Linked DNA regions of Homo sapiens: region 1 is linked to region 2. Evidence: chromatin contacts called from ENCODE Hi-C or POLR2A ChIA-PET data. All regions are on one chromosome and are shown on one strand. Each heading gives the region's core, a stretch centred on a gene start or an enhancer-like site at or near the end of the contact. The rest is flanking DNA. Distances are from core to core; before and after follow the strand shown. Region 1 has its middle 26 kb from the start of ALG12. Region 2 has its middle 59 kb from the start of BRD1.

Region 1 (2,700 bases), core at 123-2,622, 120 kb after region 2:
AATGTTCTTTGGCCCTCCAGAAAGTCAACAAGCAAAATGCATTGAGCATCCCAAGAAACTGTTGCCATGACCTTACTTTGACTTGTCCACATTTGCCTTGACTAGGCCACTTCTACCTCTTGGTAGCCATTGCTTTGATTGTGGTTTGTCTTCAGGATGGTACTGGTAAAGTCCTGTTCCATCTCCTGTTATAATTCAAGGAAATGCTTCAGGGTCTTGATGCCACTTGTTTAAAATTTCCATTGAAAGCTCTGCTCTTGTCTGCAGCTGATCTGGGCACAACGGTTTTGGCACCCATCGAGTGGAAAGCTTGCTCAACTTCAATTTTGAACCAGTTGAGATGTCTGTGGTCTTGGCTATTGTTCTGTTAATCGTCAGTCCTCTTTAATCAGAGCATGAACAAGATCAATATTTTCCTTGCAAATTGATGTGGATGGTCTGCCACTGTGGTCTTCATCTCCAATGTTGTCTTGATCCTTCTTAAAACGAGGTATCTATGTGTATACTGCTGACTTCTTTAGGGCACTGTCCTCATACACTTTTTGTAAAGCATCATGATTTTCACCATTCTTCCACCCAAGGTTCACTATAGATTTGATGCTTGTTTTTGCTTCAGTTTTTGCAGAATTCATGTTCTGCTAGGAGCCCTTTTCAAACTGATTCTTACTGCCTCAAACTAGATCTATTCAGGCATGTTCTAACAAGTTAGTATGAGTTTATTTTGGAGCAAAAGAATTTTGAAATGCATGCATAGTTTTGTCATAATATGCATTTTCCATGAACTTTTTGAAGACCACTCCTGCAATAATAAAACATTGAACTTCATTTAAAGCTAAAATTCCCTTCTCTTCCACTTCTGACTATGAGGCAGCAACTGCTATCAGACCAAACCTTTCCCAAGAACTATCAAGGCCATATAAAATATATTTTTAAAAAGAGCTTTTTGCATCCTGGCTAAAACAGTGAAACCCCGTCTCTACTAAAAATACAAAAAATTAGCTGGGTGTGGTGGTGGGCGTCTGTAGTCCCAGCTACTCTGGAGGCTGAGGCAGGAGAATGGCGTGAACCTGGGAGGCAGAGGTTGCAGTAAGCCGAGATCGTGCCACTGCACTCCAGCCTGGGCGACAGAGCAAGACTCTGTCTCAAAAAAAAAAAAAAAAAAAAAAAAACTTTTTGAAGACATCAGAGAGTAAGACAGCCAGGATTTGAAGAAACAAAATCCTAGTAAGATGAGACTTGCATAAAGGTGAGTCCTGTGTTCACAACATTTTTTCCTGTTGGGCCATTTGCTGGTGTCCTGCCCTAAGGCCTGACAGAAGGTGGCAACCAGAGCTGGCGTGGTGTCACTGGGCTGGGAGACCGGCAGCAACACACAAGCTGTCATGTTGGCCAGGATGCCAGGAGCCTCAGAGAAGTGGCCGAATTCCCAGTGTGCAGCTTCCCCTGCAGCAGGTGCCTATTCCTGGTTGCTGCTTGTGCTTGAGGCAAGAGGCTTGGAAACCCAAATATAGCAGCAAAAGGCTGGAAAGCTGAGACATCTTTGGGCAAGGGAGACAAAACTTGGGACTTCAGTGCCTGCCATTGAGAAAACTCTGAGGTTTCCAGGTGAGTCCCCTGAAGGGCAAACTGGAGAGGGACCAACCCTCACCAAGTCTGGACATGGCTTGAGCCATCTCAGCCTTGATTGCATCAGGGCGATCTGCCTCACCTTTCTGCTAGAGGAAAACTAAATTTTCTTTCAATGAAAACATCAGAGCTCCTATAACTTTACAGATAAACAGTTTGACTCTCATAAAAAAATTATGAGACACACTGAAAAAAAGGACTAAGTGACTGAAAAGAGAATCATAAGACAATAGAAATAGTCTCACAGGTGATCCAAATACTGGAGTTTTCAGACACGGACTTTATGATTTATACATTCAATAATATGGATGAGAAGGTGGAGAATGCCACCAGAGAGAATCTGTAAACGTGCTAATGCTGAAAAACACAACGATGAATGAAGAATTCCCTAGATGTAGTTAGTACCAAATTAGGCTTATAGATGAAAGGATTACTGAATTGGAAGACAAGCCAGTAGAAAACATTCATCTTGAAGTACAGAGAGATGAAAAGTGCCTGAGAGACACAGCGCAAGAGAAAAGACTAGCACACAGCTGACGGGAGTCCCAGAAGAGGAGAGAGAAGGGGTGGAGCGCCATTTGGATGAGATCACAGCTGAGGACTTTCCAGAACTGTTGGGACATCAGCCATAGGTGTCAATATCTTTGAACCCCAATGAGGATAAATTGAAAATAACAACCTGCACCTAGGCACATCATGGCAAAGTGCTGAAACCCAAAGAGAAAGAGACAACCTTAAGCAGAGGGAGGGAGGAGAGACACTTTTACCTTCAGAGGAGCAATAAAGCTGGCAGCTGACTCTCTAAAACAAATAGTTGGAATGGTGGAGTGGCTTTTTTTAAATGCTGAAAGGAAATAATTACCAATCTAGATTTATATACCCAGTGAGAAGATTCCTCAAAAGTGAGGATGAACTTAAGTTTTTGGACAAAACAAAAAATTGCAGAAACTTGTCACCAGCCAACCAGCCCTAAAATATATCCTGGAGGGAATTCTCCAGGTGGACACTTGATGTGGGAAGGAACAAGGAATACTCCTGAAAGGAGCAGAAACGGGAAAGCTAAATAAATAATAG
Region 2 (2,700 bases), core at 141-2,640:
TTCCTTGCTTTGTCCCTTTGAGTGGTTCACAGTTCCCCGTTTGCTTGTTTCTTGTGAATGCACATCTGCGTCTTTGCATTGAAGGATTAGTTATTTATTCCAGTCTTCTCTGTCTGGCTTGTTTTGGTTTTTACTGGGTATGTTTGCTTAGAGACTCTTTGCCATGTACCTGTTGAATTTTTTTTCTGCTAGGTTGCTGCCTCCTTCTTCGGCACTAGAGGGCAACATAAGTCCAGGTTTTCCTCAGCTCCAATAAAGGATCAGAGTGGGGCTTCCCGTCCCAAATGGGGAAGGTCCCACAGGGGATAGCCCGGCAGTGTGGGAAGACTGGCTGGCGGTCCATGCCCAGGGAACCTATGGACTGTGCCTCCTACCATGTAGCTGAACAGCCTGACTTGGTGCCTCCTTTGGCTGCATTACAGGGCAGTTTTTAGAGCTGGAGATGCTAGTCCCACCTCTTCCCTTTGTCTCTGGCTGGCCTCAGGGATATTTCTCCTTTAAGCATTCTGAATGCTTCCCTTGGGTTGAAGCAGAACAAGTCTCCTGCCAGGGAGCCCAAGATACTGGGAAGCTGGTAGTCCACCTTGATCTCATTTTTCCAGTGCAGAAGCCATGAGTCAGGGGAGATTTGCCCACACTTGGTGCAGGTAGACTGGGGGAAGGGACATCATAGATATAGAATTCCAGTTCTCTTACTGCTTGCTCAGAGTTTATTCACTTCTCTGTGGCCCTGGGGACTGTCTCATCCTCGTATTTGAGTTCTGGGATGTTGCTGGAGATAATCTTGGTGCTGAATATTTGTTTTGGATTTTCTGTGGCAAAGAGTGAAGCCAGCTTGCTTCTATGCTGCCATCTTGGAACTAGCCATCTCCTCAATTCTTTTTTCATTTGCTTTTAATTATAGGTGATAATAACAAGTGAACTCCATAAACCAGCAGGCGCCACGTGTGGGTGCATTTGCCACATATTGATCCTCCAAGGTGGGGGTTGGCTAACCCACCCTGGGCTCTACTCCCCACCCCCCACCTGGCTCGCCCGTGGGGGCGCCATGGGAGGCCGGTTGCTGAGCCCCAGAACCTGGCTGTCCTCACCTGTAGGACAGGATGGGGTGGGGAGTCAGAGGAGGCAGGGAGGAAGTAGAGGGTCTTGGTGCTTCAGACTGGGAGTCCCCACAGCTGAGCTGATGTTAAAACTCTGGGGCGAGAGATCAACAAGAGATGTGCTTCATTTGCAACGGGAGAAACTGTAATGAGATGAGGTAGAGCTGCACTAAGAGTCAGTGAGCAGACATTGTAAGTGAATGCTAATGTCATGAAATATCCACGCAGGAGGGGTCCTAGCTCCGCAGAGCCGTTGCCGGCCTGGTCAAGGGCCAAGCTCACGTGCAGGCCCCCTCCAGGGAGTCCAGGCTTCTTACTGCGTCGCTGAGTCTGGCTGCCCCAGCCCCAGGGCTCCCAGAAGCCCCCACTCACACAGTGGAGTACGCACCCCACCATGCCCCCTGGAGGGGGGACTTTGGCTAGGTCCCGAGAGTGGGGGGGCAGGGGGACCTCTGGGCACTTCACTTTGGACACTCATTATACTGAAATATGCATAGAATTTGGCCGTAATCTTCTGCTTTCCATGAGAACAATGTGATTTTTGTAAACTAGCAGAGGCCTTCTCTCCTACTTGTGGTGTGGGGGTCATTTTTGGGATCCTCCAGCCTTTGCACATTGCTCCCAGCCCCCACTCCCCGGCATCCACAGGCCCTCGAAGCTCACAGAGATGGAACAGCTGTGCTGCCCGGCGCCTGGCCTTCGGCCCAGCCAAGCCTTGCTGCCCTGAAGTGAGCCCAGCAGAGGGAACAGGATGACAGCCTCCAGCTCTGGCCACAGACACCGCCTGACCGGCTGTCATCTCCAGGTGGACAGGAAGACACTCTGACAGCCTCCAGCTCCGGCCACAGACACCGCCTGACCGGCTCTCATCTCCAGGTAGACAGGAAGACACTCTGAGTCCCTCTCAGAGCCATCCCTCAGAAGGGGGAGCACTGGGGGAGGGGGGAGGAGGCCCCTGAGGGCCACCGTGGTACTCCACCGACCTCCCTTCCTCCAGATGCTCACAGGACTCAGTGCCACGGCCCAGCCTGGGGGTGAGCGCTCGGCCATCAGGTGGGGCCCCTCACCCCTCGCTCCTCCCCAGCAACTTCTTCAGTGCAGTGGGCACCCAGAGGACAGGGCCTGTGAGGCCAGGGGTCACTGTCCACAAGACCGCAGGGCTGGACCGAGGCTCTGTGGGGATGGAGATGGTGATGGCGCACAGAGGAGGCTCAGAGGTAGCACTGACCGGGCATGGGGACAGGCCGGGGGGTCAGGGACGAGACCCGAGGGGACCCCCACCCTGAGAGAGCCTCAGGGGAGGGGCGCATCTGTAGGAAGGGGCTGCAGGGCCTCCCACCCCCTGTGCTCGCAGTCCAAGCACAACCTGGGTGCTCAGAGCCTGGGCCCAAAGGATTTGGAGCCCGAGTGGGTCTCTAGGGGATGGAGTGAGCAACACAGATTTGGGCTGGACCTCCTGGGGGTCTGACTGAGGGTCTTCACTCCCTACCTGCTGCCCCTGGTTCCTGCCACCCCCATGTGGCCCAAGGCAGGGCCCACCCACAGCGAAGGGGACCTGGGGCTCAGCTCCTCACTGCATTCTCCCTGCAGCCCCTGTCCT

Evidence for each region. A loop is a pair of places that touch in the nucleus more often than their neighbours do. ChIA-PET counts read pairs that join two places held with the same protein, here RNA polymerase II (POLR2A). Pooled maps may share reads with other maps.
Region 1: a map of CD4-positive, alpha-beta memory T cell shows a loop between it and region 2 (2.9-fold over the local background). The contact joins two enhancer-like sites. A Hi-C loop is called at or near these places in 4 of 168 maps with a recorded cell type or tissue (CD4-positive, alpha-beta T cell, CD4-positive, alpha-beta memory T cell, naive thymus-derived CD4-positive, alpha-beta T cell and 1 more), 1 of 37 single-sample maps with no recorded cell type and 9 of 50 pooled maps. POLR2A ChIA-PET finds 5 or more read pairs at or near these places in 2 of 52 experiments (H1 and Panc1).

The regions. Positions count from the first base shown.
Region 1 is chr22:49,891,044-49,893,743 of GRCh38, forward strand. It overlaps a transcript of ALG12 not described here. Among named protein-coding and RNA genes, the nearest start is that of ALG12, 26 kb to the right of the region's middle. Within about 2 kb of position 1,373, at least 3 of the 41 ENCODE cell types and tissues checked have a DNase peak (open chromatin) inside an H3K27ac peak, as active enhancers do.
Region 2 is chr22:49,767,266-49,769,965 of GRCh38, forward strand. No RefSeq gene overlaps it. Among named protein-coding and RNA genes, the nearest start is that of BRD1, 59 kb to the right of the region's middle. Within about 2 kb of position 1,391, at least 5 of the 41 ENCODE cell types and tissues checked have a DNase peak (open chromatin) inside an H3K27ac peak, as active enhancers do.